Regions from separate parts of the Homo sapiens genome. Here region 2 is linked to region 1. A link is a contact called in ENCODE Hi-C data. All regions are on one chromosome and are shown on one strand. Each heading gives the region's core, a stretch centred on a gene start or an enhancer-like site at or near the end of the contact. The rest is flanking DNA. Distances are from core to core; before and after follow the strand shown.

The links. Hi-C counts contacts between places; a loop is a spot of excess contacts on that map. Pooled maps may share reads with other maps.
Region 2: a loop to region 1 is called in a pooled map, with 4 times the contacts of the local background. The contact joins the promoter of MICU1 here to the promoter of SPOCK2 in region 1. A Hi-C loop is called at or near these places in 6 of 50 pooled maps.

Annotation. Positions count from the first base shown.
Region 1 is chr10:72,085,149-72,091,902 of GRCh38, reverse strand. SPOCK2 (SPARC (osteonectin), cwcv and kazal like domains proteoglycan 2) reads left to right here and starts at 3,352. Exons shown (of 11, transcript NM_001244950.2): 1 at 3,352-3,763. The coding sequence starts at 3,575.
Region 2 is chr10:72,622,839-72,629,592 of GRCh38, reverse strand. It overlaps MICU1 (mitochondrial calcium uptake 1), which reads left to right and starts at 3,514. Exons shown (of 12, transcript NM_001195518.2): 1 at 3,514-3,583. RefSeq lists enhancers at 3,510-3,659, 3,210-3,747.

The DNA.
Region 1 (6,754 bases), core at 2,103-4,602:
TTATTTGTAATGTCTGCACAATAGTCTGTTACAGGTATGTTTTATCCTTTAATTAGGTGGTTCCTGGCTAATGGACATTGAATTGGTTTCCAGGATGGGCTATTATGAACAATTCTGGATCTTTGTGTGTTTATCTTTTTGTGCTTGTGGGGTCATCTAGAAATGGAATTAAATGGATTTTAAGATACATTCAGGCCAGGCACGGTGGCTCATGCTGGTAATTCCAGCACTTTGGGAGGCCAATGCGGATGGATCACATGAGATCAGTTTGAGACCAGCCAGACCAACATGGAGAAACCCCATCTCTACTAAAAATACAAAATTAGCCGGGTGTGTTGGTGCGTTCCTGTAATCCCAGCTACTCGGGAGGCTGAGGCAGGAGATTTGCTTTTGAACCTGGGAGGCAGAGGTTGCAGTAAGCTGAGATCGCGCCATTGCACTCCAGCCTGGGCAAGAGCGAAACTCGATGTATTCAATTTGGGTTTCTTATGAGGAAACTAAGGTTTCTCTTCTCCATTTTAGAATTGCTAAATATTAAGTGCAAACAGAAAAATGTGTAAAATATATGTACCACTTAATACATATACCTAGCAGCAGCTCCTCATGTTTGGGGCTATTGTCTTGAAAAGGCTAACCTGCCAGTAATTCTTTCAAACATGAGGAAAACCAAGCTGGGTGTGGTGGCTTATGCTTGTAATCCCAGCACTTTGGGAGGCTGAGGAGGGAGGATCACCTGAAGCCAGGAGTTCAAGACCAGCTTGGCCAACATGGTGAAACCCCATTTCTACTAAAAATACAAAAATTAGCTGAGCATGGGGACGGGCACCTGTAATCCCAGGTACTCGGGAGGCTGAGGCAGGAGAATCCCTTAAACTTGGGAGGCGGAGGTTGCAATGAGCCGAGATCGCACCACTGCTCTCCAGCCTGGGCGACAGAGTGAGACTCCATCTCAAAAAAAAAAAAAAAAAAAATTGAAAAACCTTTTCTTTTTCTTCTTTTCTGTTTTCTTTTGAGAAAGAGTCTCGCTCTGTTTCTCCAGCTGGAGTGCAGTGGCACGATGCTAGCCCAGTGTAGCCTTAATTCCGAGGCTCAAGCAGTCCTCTCACCTCAGCCTCCGAGTAGCTGGGACCACAGGCATGTGCAACGTGGCTCATTTTTTAAATTTTGTATAGAGATAGGGTCTCGCTATGTTGCCCACGATGGTCTGGAACTCCTAGGCTCAAGCCATCCTCCTGCCTCTTGGCCTCCTAAAGTGCTGGGATTACAGGTGTGAGTCAGCACACCTGGCCCTTTTTTTCTTCTTTGTAAACTAAAACTATTGGCCATTTCCTACAAGTTTTACACCAGTCATCTGGAAATTTGGGTTCTTCTTCCTAAATAGCATTACTATTGGCTTCACTAATGGGACTGGAATGTTGTTGATTAGCTTTCGACACAGGACTAGTATTGACCCAGCTTGAAGGTGCTACAGAAGGCAAGTCCCACTGGAGAAGCTACCTGGGACTGTGGGAGCCATTTTGACCCTCAGAGTCTGGAGACAGCTATTGTCATATTGATGGGCATCTTGACAGCACCTTTCCAAACTCTTTATTCAGCAACTTTGGTAACTCTGGAAGCCCCTAAGATAGCACAGGAATGGGAGAGCTGTGGTATCTGGTACCTATCTCCTAAGTGCCTTAGAGATATATAGCTAGCTTTGCTAAAAACGAAAACAGAAACAAAAAAAAAAAAAACAACAAAAAACTAGGATTGTAGGATTGAGATGGTGGAAAAGATGGCAAATTTTGATGAATCTTCAGAACTATGGGACACCGTAGCCTTCTCTTCCCAACCAGAGGAAAGACTAACTTTTTAAAAAAATGCCCATTATGCCCACTTAGTATGTAATTTTGCTTGCACTTTACAGCAGTTTTAATGATGGTATTACCATTAGTTTTAGATAGAAAATAGGTAATTGCTCAAGAATCCAGCCAGTAAGTGGGATTCTGTCCTCTAGTCTCCACGACAGCAAGCCGTGCTCTCTCACTGTACAGCGCCAGGACACACCCAGGAAGAATGCTTTATTACTGTGAGATGAAGACGTCAATGGCCAGGGCCTCACTGCAGCACCACCACTAAATCCAACAGCAAAGGAAACAAGAAAACATGGAAAGGGAGCTATTGTTTTCTGTTTTCCCAACGAGACTCCGGCCTGAGCCACTGAGGCATTCAGAGTTCCCAGATAGGCCAGATTCAGGGTGACAAGGAACCTTGTAAGCTATGTTTTTTCCTACTGATTAAGATTATGTTTTTTAAAGCATTTTAAATTTTTATTTTATTTTTAGATCACAGCAGCTAAGTCTTTTTATAAAAACACAATCTAGGGCTTGGGTCCCAAAAGTTCACTAGGTTTTGTCCCATCAGATGATGTTTCCTCTTTAATGTATTTGTAATGTAAACCTGTCCCCATTTCTGCTGTGCTCTTGGGACTGTGGCCAGCCTCCAGCCTTCCCCGCTGGTATGTCAACATTTAAATCTACAGCCAATAAGGAGGGTCGCAGTTTCAACAAAACCCGAAACACCTCAAACAAAACCAGCACCCCACCCCAGCCCCCCACTCCCCGGCTTCCCCAGTGGCTTATTCAAACTAACTTGAAGTCAAAAAACCATAAGCAAATATGCCTTTTCCAAATTTGCAGCCTCCAAGGCAGATGAAATGGTCAGACATTTGCCTTTTAGGGTTGTCCTGGGAAGAGCTGACAAAACGGGTGACAGCCCCTAAACAGCTGCCTGGGGAGGAGGACATCTGCCTCTGTTTCACCAGCCACTCAGTGCTCAGGCCTTGCCTTGCGCAACGCGGTGCCGCTGGGGAGCAATGGTTCTGAGCAGCCAGTTGTTATACGGCTTTTGTCTTAACGAAGCCACCCATTACGGTAGAGCCATAACTCGCAGGAAGCCAGCTGTCAGGGCTGTGGCGCAGGCCCCTCTGGGTGGGAGGCAAGGGGAGAAAAACAGTGTCTGGCCAAATTCCCTTTCCGACACCTGAGCCTGGCTGGCTTTGTAACCGGAGAGTTTTGTGCCCTCTCCCCCATCCCATCTTCCCCGGGGAGATCCTGGGGCCCTTCTTGCTCTCCATCCTTTGAGGGAGCTCAGGGACATTTCGGGATTCTGGATTTCTTGGTCTGCAACTCCCTGTGTGCCAGGCGGGGCTGGGCCCCGCTGCGGCTGGCTGGCGTTTGGCGCTCTCATCGAGGGAGCGCTTCGCTTTGAAATCTACCCACTCCTTTTTTTTTTTTTTTTTTAAACCAGGTATGATGATGTCAAACGTGATGCTGATGCTACAGTTACAGCCCCTGCTGGCGCAGCCTCTCTGATTCTCTCTCCCTCTCCGCGTCCAGTGCTGGGCTTTTTCAGACAAGTGCATCTCCTAACCAGGTCACATTTCAGCCGCGACCCACTCTCCGCCAGTCACCGGAGGCAGACCGCGGGAGGAGAGCTGAGGACAGCCGCGTGCGCTTCGCCAGCAGCGGGGTGGGAGGAAGGACATTAAAATACTGCAGAAGTCAAGACCCCCCCAGGTCGAACCCAGACCACGATGCGCGCCCCGGGCTGCGGGCGGCTGGTGCTGCCGCTGCTGCTCCTGGCCGCGGCAGCCCTGGCCGAAGGCGACGCCAAGGGGCTCAAGGAGGGCGAGACCCCCGGCAATTTCATGGAGGACGAGCAATGGCTGTCGTCCATCTCGCAGTACAGCGGCAAGATCAAGCACTGGAACCGCTTCCGAGACGTGAGTCCGCAGGGCTGCCAAGGCAGAGACCCGGGGTTGCGGGTTCGGGGATTGAGCTCCGGGGTCTGCGGGAGCGGCCGCCGCACGTCGCAGCCCGAGGCTCCGCAGCCTGGCCGGCTAATTACACGGAAAGTAAACAGTACTGGGGGTCACAGCCCAGCGCCCCTCCCCTGTCCCTGCGGCCCGGGCCGGCGGCCCTGGGACCCCCCAGCCCCGGGACCCCCAGCTCCACACCTGCCCGACGCTCCGGGGTCGCGCGCTCCGGGGTCTCCCCTGCGGGCCGGGAGTGGGAAGGGGTGCGGGGCCGGGGGGACCCGGACCCCGGCTGCCGCTGGACCCCGACCCGGTCCCCAGCTGCGTTGTGCGAGCCGCCCCCGGGCCTGCCCCAGCCGCTGGGATGCTGCAGGCTGCACATACGGGGCACTGCAGCACCGGCAGGTCTGGGTGGGGCCGGCAGTGAGGGTGGCATCGGCTCGCGCGGTGCCCTCTGTTCCCACCGTGGGCTTTGCGGGAGGGGGACAGCATGGGACGGGAGTGTGACCGGGGCTCTGGGTCTGGGGTCCCAGCAGCCTTCTAGGCGAGATGGTGGAAGGCGTGTCCGTACGGGGGTGGGCTGGGGTCCCCGTGCAGAAGGGCGCGCGAGGACCCAGGCTGGTTTTCCCGGACCAACATTTCAGGGGGGAATCCAGCCTGGAGCGAGGGGAGCAGCTCGGAGCCAGAGGAAGGCTCCCGGCCCGGTGGGCTTGAGAAGCCGGGGAGAGTCCAGAAGCTGGGTTTGGGGGCCCCCGGCGGGCGCCGCCCGAACCCCGGCGTAACCTTGGGCCGAACTCCGCGGGGTGGGGGCGGGGGGGTAGCTGCGGCACTTTTGTTTACCGGCACCTGTGGATCAGAGGGGAAGTCGCAGGCGGCGGCCCGGCGGGGCTGGCTCCTTCCTCTCGGCCGGGCCGGGTTGGGGGCTGGGGAAGCAGGGGTGAGGCAGGGCGGGCGGAGGGTGTGGCTGGACCCCGAGATCGTTGGGGGTGCTGTGGGGGATGGGCCCGGATGCGCCAGAGGCGACGCCGGCTGCTCCTGGCGACCTGGTGCTCACCGCGGCCCTGACCCCAGAAAACCTCTTCTAGGACCCTGGCCCTTACTCCTCCTTCCCCAGGTTCCCTCGTCCGACCCACCCAGTACAACGCAGGCCACACCATGACCTCTCCCGTTTTCTCCTTAAACTGCGTGCATCCACAAGTTCCTTGGAAATTTGTTTAAAACACACATGCTTCATAGGCTATCCAGCCAAGTGATGGGAAGAGGCAGAGATTTGGATCTTTTTGTTACCGTCAGACAAGTGACTGTTTCTCCCCAAAGTCAAACTGGCAGGTTGTAATTCACAGAGGACAGCAGGAACCACGGGCAGCCAGGTCTCCAGGCTGAGTGGCCGGGCCCCGCGATGGGCTGCTGATCTCCGCCTTCGCCCCACATGCGACCTGTCCAGCCGCAGGAGCCTGGAGCCCCGCGAGGCCTTCCCGAAGCACCTGCAGGCCCAGCGCAGATGAGCCGCAGTCTCCTGCCGCTTCCTGGGCAGCAGCCCGGCCACAGCAGCGAGGGGGCGGCAGCAGGCCGGCCCATCCGGAATCCATGTGTCACTGGCCTAGGCCTCCCTCCGACTCGCTGGCTGTTTGATCTGCCAAAATGGGACCAGTGAAGGTCAGAGGGAAAAGAAATGCTTAATCAGAACAGGAAAGGTTTAAAATAAAAGATTCCTCCCCACCTCCCTTCTTCCACCTGCTTCCAATAGCCAGCTCCGTGGGTGAGAATAAATGACTTACTGCTTGACCCCATGGCACTGGGCTACCCACCTGTCTCTCTGTATTGGTGCCAACCACTTCCCCCTTCCTCTCATGCTCATCAGAAGAAAGGCACTAGATTTGAAAGTCTTCAGGACTTGCACATGTAAGATTCATGGGAAAGCTTTAGGTGTGTGTTGATTTTGGTAGCCTCAGGCTTTTGTAGGACAGATGTCCTCTAAAACCCCATTTAAGGTAGTCCTGGCTGCAGGAGGACAGGGTCAGGGAGAGAAGTAGGACAAAGAAGGCTGGGCAAGAGGGCCTGGCCCTGGGGATCTGTTGACAGCCTCTGCAGAAAGGCAGGAAGGAGGCTGCTAGCTCAGAGCCACTGCATTGCATAACTCTAGGGGTGCCACAATAGAAATGGTGCCCCCTGAAGTTGTGCAGTGCCCAGACAGTACACAGGGTCCCCACCAGCACTACAAACATATCCCTCTTCTGCCAGAAGAAGCCCTACTTCCTGCCTAAGGGCTGAAGGCACTCTAACTGGGCCCAGTAGCAACGGGCTTTATATTTCCATTAGGCCAGCTCTTTGGAAAATATGCTCCTTGGTTCCTCAAAGGAGAGAGGGGAATTTCGTTTGAACCCCTTAAGGGGTTACAAGGTTGAACTGGGACCTTGTTCATAACCCCAAAATGGTACAGGGCCCCCCTATTTGTCCTAGTAGGGTGGAGGCAAGCAGGACGAGTGGGATACTCTTGGGGAACAGGATTGGGAGGGAAATGCCTCATTCACATGGTGTGGACAGAACTGAAGGGGGAACTTGAGGGAATCAGGTTGAAAGGGTCAGGAGAATGAAGAAGAGCATGAAAACTTGGGGAGTTGCTCCACTTTGGAATTGGCCAGAGCTGGTTGAGAGGGAGCGCAGCTTAGCATCTTTCTCTGAGCACTAGGATTATAGGGAAGGCAGGATTTACCAGTTGAGTAATCCTCCCCTCCAGTGGGCTGAGGGCTCTTACAGCCTGTGCCTGGGTCGATCTCTTCTAATGCTGGGTGCCCGGCTGCCAGGGAGGAGGGGATTCTGGCAGAAGACGGGGGAGATTGTGGACTCCGCCTGGCTCCCTGGCCTACAGATCTAGCTGTACCCTGCCCTGGGCAGTCCTGGGCTTTTCCAAGCCCTGCTCTTCGATGCTCCTACCTCCCAATTCACTCCCTGCACAAC
Region 2 (6,754 bases), core at 2,265-4,764, 540 kb before region 1:
CTCACATCTCATATTTATTTGTATAAGATTGGCCTAGTCTGTAAATTGTCTCTGTCTTGTTCTCCTTTCCATTAAATGTTCTACTTGATGCCAAAATGACTAGACAAAATATACAATAGCATTTAACATTTGTATGGTTTAAAACAGTGGTTCTCAAAGTGTGGTCAAAGACCACTGGAGGTTTCCTGAAACCCTTTCTAGTAATCTGTAAGGTCAAGACTGTTTTCTTACTAATACACTGTTATTTGCCTTATCGCTCTAATTCTTTCTTGAGTATATAGTAGAGTTTGCCAGAGGCTACATGAAGTGTAAGAGTGCAAACATTTAATGCAGAAAAGATACAAGAATCTGTCTTCTATTAAGCCAGACATTAAAGAAATTTGCAGCCGGGCACAGTGGCTCATGCCTGTAATCCCAGTACTTTGGGAGGACGATGTGGGCGGATCACGAGGTCAGGGGTTTGAGACCGGCCTGATCAACATGGTGAAACCCCGTCTCTACTAAAAATACAAAAAAATTAGCCGGGCGTGGTGGCATGCGCCTGTAATCCCAGCTACTCAGGAGGCTGAGGCAGGAGAATCACTTGAAACCGGGAAGCAGAGGTTGCAGTGAGCCGAGATCGTGCCACTGCACTCCAGCCTGGGCGACACAGTGAGACTCTGTCTCAAAAAAAAAGAAAAGAAATTTGCAATAATGTAAAACCATGCTACTCTTTTTTTTTGAAGTTGTTTTTCTTAAGAATACATTATTTATGTCAACATATAATGGATCTATTATTTTTAAATGACTAAGTACACATTAAAATAATTTCAATTTTAATTTTCTTTCTTTTCTCTTTTTTTTTTTTGAGACTGAGTCTTGCTCTGTCACTGAGGCCTAGGCTGGAGTGCAGTGGCATGATCCTGGCTCACTGCAACCTCTGTCTACCGGATTCAGGCGATTCTCCTACCTCAGCCTCCTGAGTAGCTGGGATTACAGGCGTGTGCCACCATGCCTGGCTAATTTTTGTATTTTTAGTAGAGATAGGGTTTCACCATGTTGGCCAAGATGGTCTCGAACTCATGACCTCAGGTGATCTGCCGCCTCTGCCTCCCAAAGTGCTGGGTGCCATTGTACCCGGCCTCAATTTTAAGTCCTCATATGCTAAATTAAAAAAAGTTTATAGAGACAGGTTCTTGCGCTGTTGCGCAGGCTGGAGTGCAGTGGCATGATCATAGCTCACTGTAGCCTCAAAGTCCTAGCCTCACGTGATCATCCCATCTCAGTCTCTCAAAATGCTGAGATTATAGGTATTAGCCTCTGCCTGGCCGAATATGGTAAATATCGATAGGTATAACACACATAAATAAAAGTTATTTTGAGTCCTCAATAATTTTTAAGTGTATAGGGGTCCTAAGACCAAAACGTTTGAGAAACAATGATTTATGTTTTTAAATGTTATTTAACAGTTAGTTTGACTGATTAGTTTTATATAGACAAATGTTGCCTAAAATTAGAATTGAATTTCAGCAAATCTTTCTTTCTTTTTTTGAGACGGAGTCTCGCTTTGTCGCCCAGGCTGGAGTGCAGTGGCACGATCTTGGCTTACTGCAAGCTCTGCCTCCCGGGTTCCTGCCATTCTCCTGTCTCAGCCTCCCGAGTAGCTGGGACTACAGGCGCCCGCCACCACGCCTGGCTAATTTTTTGTATTTTTAGTAGAGACAGGGTTTCACCGTGTTAGCCAGGATGGTCTCGATCTCCTGACCCGCCCGCCTCAGCCTCCCAAAGTGCTGGGATTACAGGCGTGAGCCACCGCGCCCGGCCTGAATTACATCATTTAAGAGTGGAAGCCTCAGAGGCCTTCAGGTCAGGTCTATGTCCCGCTACTGCATGTACTGCATTACCTAGGGGTGTCAGCCTGCTTCCCTATCTGCAAATGAATAAAACAGTATCCATCCTAGAGTGGTTGTAGACAAGCACTGGGTTGTATGTAAAGCGCTAGCACAGAGCCATGAACACAATCATCTATTGTACTTAGGTTAGTTGGGTCTGAGAAGAAATGGAGAAAACAGAGTTGATTCTGCTTACTTCACAATTTACCCCAGGGATGGTTTTGTTGGCTTTGTTTCCATGGTTGTTGCCTTTTCCACAGCTCTGCTACGTAAATTCTTGGGAAAAAAAAATTATTTGAAAGTTCTCTGGGACCAGCGAGGTGGCTCGCACTTGTTAATCCCAGCACTTTGGGAAGCCGAGACGGGAGGATCGCCCGAGGTCAGGAGTTTGAGACTAGCCTGCCCAACATGGCGAAACCCCGTCTGTACTAAAAATACAAAAATTAGCCGGGCGTGGTGGGGCGTGCCTGTAATCTCAGCTACTCGGGAGGCTGAGGCAGAAGAATCACTTGAACCTGGGAGGAGGATGTTGCAGTGAGCATCACTGCACTCCAACCTGGGCGACAGTGCGAGACTCCGTCTCAAAACAAACGAACAAACAACCAACCAACACCCCGCTGCCCCCCCCCCAAAAAAATTCTCTGGTATTATAGTCATATTTCCATCCTATTTCCACAGCAGGGGTGAGGATCCTTTGCCATCCCATTTTTCTGATAAAAACACCTTCTTCAGCCGGGCGCAGTGGCTCACGCCTGTAATCCTCGCACTTTGGGAGGCCGAGGTGGGCGGATCACCTGAGGTCGGGCGTTCCAGACCAGCCTGACCAACATGGAAAAACCCCGTCTCTACCAAAAATACAAATTAGTAGGGCGTGGTGGCGCATGCCTGTAATCCCAGCTACTTGGGAGGCTGAGGCAGGAGAATCGCTTGAACCCAGGAGGCAGAGATTGCAGAGAGCCGAGATCGCTCCACTGCACTCCAGCCTGGGCATCAAGAGTGAAACTCTATCTCAAAACAAACAAACAAACAAACAAACAAAAAACACATTCTTCAAGGGAAAACATGTTTTTAAGTGGCTTCTAGAGATTATAAACTCTGCAATAATATTAGTCTGCAAATAAAACACCTGACAAAATCATCCACCAGAGGAAGTGGTGAGGGTTTCTAAATCCAAAAAAGTCTCAAGGTTATGAAACAGGAACATTTAATCTCTGAGAAAACCTAAACGGAGTTGGAAAGAAACAATTTCCAACTCACTGTGGTCCAGTTTTCTTTTCACGAACTCCTTTTTGCTTAGCCAACATAGCCAACACGAAAACGGGTACCGAGGAGGTGTTACAAGCCACAGTAAATTTCTCAACAGATTCCTATGACCCTTGTGGAGGGGAAAAAAACCAGAAGAAATGCCCGAGAGCTTCTGGGAGCTCTCCAGCTTTCCCGCCTAAACGCTGAGGGGAGTAAGGGGGAGTGACGGGGCTAGGGCGGGGCCCGAGGCTGGGGCGTGGCGCGTTGATTTCCCCGCCCCTCCCCGTTCCTTTTCCTCTGTGCCCCTCCCACACGCCTGTCTCCACGATCCCGACAGGCCCAGCGGCTAGGAGAGTCACGTGAGAGTGGGCGGAGGGGGTGGAGGTTTGTCTCCGCTGTTTCATCTCTATGGCTGTCAGAGGTGGGCGGCTTTGACCGAGAGGCTGCTGGAGCTCGTGTTTGGACGCGTGAGTCTTGGACTCTGGAGGGTATAAGGAGACAGCAATTTAGGGAAGGCGAAGGGGAAGGGGGTTGGCGAGACAGCCTTAGGGAACTGGGCTTCGTGGCTGGCCGTTTGTCCGCCCCGGGCATCCGGCTACTTCTCGGGTCTGGCGGGATACCTGTCTCTCCCTGATGCGCTCAGCTTTTGGAGAGGAGTCCGTAGTCTTGCTTGCCTCCCGTCCTCCACTTTCCTTCACCCCAACCCGTCCCTTCTCCCGTCCCGGGAGAACTTCTCCCAGTGCCGGGTTCGCAACTTGGCGCCGACGCCCCCCTCCTCACAGGCGACTGGGACACTCTGGTAGCCTTGACTGGCTCTCCTGGAATTTGTGGATGTGGTTAGAAGTGGGTGCGGGAGTTCACAGATGGATTTCTAATACGGAGAAATATTAACCACTGAATCGAAATAAGTGGAAAATCAGTGAGGACTCAAAGGAGAAATACAAAGTGCAGGCTACTCGGACTGTTCAGTTTTTATCTTTTCCAGCGCCTTCCCGTTTTCATTACGTTCTCCCTGTTTTGTTTTCACCGTCGCATTCTGGCCGGCCATAGGCTGTTTTGAGAAAGAGCTAGATGTTATTGACTCTATGTGAATGTTGGGAGAACAGTTTAAAACAAACTGTTCTTCAAGTTGCCTTCTCTGTAATCTTATGGTTGATGGTTTCTTTACCTTCCAATTTTCCATGTCTTAAAAAATACGGTGGCCATTAGTAAATATAAGTAGAATAAATATCTTATAGCTAAGGGACTAGAGTAAAATATTTTATTTTTCCTGTGGTACCTTAGAAACGCCCATTTTCTTCCTATTTATCAATAAATGTTTCTATCTCACTTGTTTGGGTGGCTTCTTTGATATGCCTTTGTTTATATTAGAACATCCCTTTGGGGCACGTAGGGAAGTGATCGAGCAGTATAAGAAAGGAGTTTGCATTTCATGAGGTGAAACAAGTTCGGTGTGGATAGCTGTAGGAGAGTTTAGGTTTCATTGGACCATATGACAAATAATAAACGTCAGTATCTTGAGACAAAGGTGTTGGCCAGAATGACCCACCTACTGTGTTTCTGGTGTGGACCAGGTAATGAGCTTTTTGAATATTGCCTTATCCTAAAAACTTTAGAACCCATTGCCACTTGTCTGTAGGAAGGTGGCTTTTGCCTCCAGCTACTCTTTGTCCCAATCCTTGGTTTGTCCCTGATTGTCTCTTCCACTTAAGAACATCACTCTGGCTACCTAATATATCAAGCAAGTGTCTCTGACATCTTCTGAGTGTCCTTACTGAGAGCCATAAAACATAATATTAACAAAAAGTGAATATTCTGGAGTGGCTTGTGTGCCTGAGGAGAAAGGGAAAGAATGATAGAAACTAATAGAAGCTAATAAATGCAAGAGAACAAAAGTGTTTATTGCTGTCTTCCTTTATATTTACTATATTCAGTAGATTGTTTACATTCCTAAGAAGTGCATCTTGAGACTAACTTTCCTGTGTTTAAGAATAAAACAGGCTGGGTGTGGTGTCTCAGGCCCATAATCCCAGCAATTTGGGAGGCCGGGTGGATCCCTTGAATCTAGGAGTTTGAGACCAGCCTGGGCAATATGGCAAGACCATCTCTACAAAACACAAAAATTAGCTGGGCGCATGCCTGTAGTCCTGGCTACTTGGGAGGCTGAGACAGGAGGATGGCTTGAGCCCTCGAGGTTGAGGCTGCAGTGAGCTGTGATCGTACCATTGCACTCCAGCTTGGGCGACAGAGCGATACCCTGTCTCTTAAAACAACAACAAAAGAATAAAACGATATGAAATTTCTCCATAATGCAATATTATGCAAAATAATTATAATTGAAATATTTAACTGACCAACTCCTTCAGATCTTATGCTATTCAGAGTTATAGGACTAATATAATTGATAAAGCTTTTTTAAACCCAATTTTGCCACCTTCAGTCTTTAAAGTTAGCTTTATCTCTTGAGCCATTTTTACAATGGCTGCAGCACTTGCTGAACATTAACCATTTTTTCCATATGCAGTTGTTTAGTGTATCCCTTTTAAAATAAGAACCAGTTTTTAATTAATTAATTAATTAATTAAATGGAGATGGGGTTCAGCCATTTTGCCGAGGCTGGTCCTTTTGTTGAGGGGTGGGGACGGAGTCTCATTCTGTTGCCCAGGCTGGAGTGCAGTGGTGTGATCTCGGCTCACTGCAACCTCTGCCTCCTGGGTTCAAGCAATTCTCCTGCTTCAGCCTCCGAAGTAGCTGGAACTACAGGCGCGGCACCACATCTGGCTAATTTTTGTATTTTTAGTAGAGATGGGGTTTTACATGTTGGCCAGGCTAGTCTCGAACTCCTGACGACCTCAGGTGATCCACCTGCCTCGGCCTCCCAAAATGCTGGGATTACAGGCCTGAGCCACCACACCTGGCCTACCCAGGCTAGTCTTGGAACTCCCAGACTCAAGCGATCCTCCCGCCTTGGCCTCCCAAAGTTCTGGGATTGCAGGTACAAGCCACCATGCCTAGCCACTAGAACCAGTTTTTTTAAAAAGGTTTACTCAACTGTTTTTTCCACACATATTTTCTTTTTCTTTCTTTTCTTTTCTTTTTTTCTTTCTTCTCCCTTTCTTTCTCCCTCCCCTCCCCTTCCCTTTTCTTTTCTTGTCTTTTTTTTTTTTTTTTTTTTTGAGACGGAGTCTCGCTCTGTCTTGTCTTTTTGACAGAGTTTCACTCTCGTTGCCAAGGCTACAGTGCAATGGCGCGATTTTGGCTCACTGCAACCTCTGCCTCCGGGGTTCAAGTGATTCTTCTGCCTCATCCTCGTAAGTAGCTGGGATTACAGGAGCGTGCGCCACCACGCCCGGCTAATTTTTGTATTGTTAGTAAAGATGGGGTTTTACTATGTTGGCCAGGCTGGTCTCGAACCCCTGACCTCAAGTGATCCGCCCGCCTCAGCCTCCCAAATTGCTGGGATTAGAGGTGTGAGCCACTGTACCTGGCCTCCCACTCATAATTTAAAAATGAAAATATTGTAATAGCTTTATTTTGTGCCAGGAGAAGAAGGTGATTGTTTTTAGATGGATATTCTATGTGCTTTGGTAAATTATGAGAAAATTGTTAATACTTTTAAGATATTGAAATATGAATAA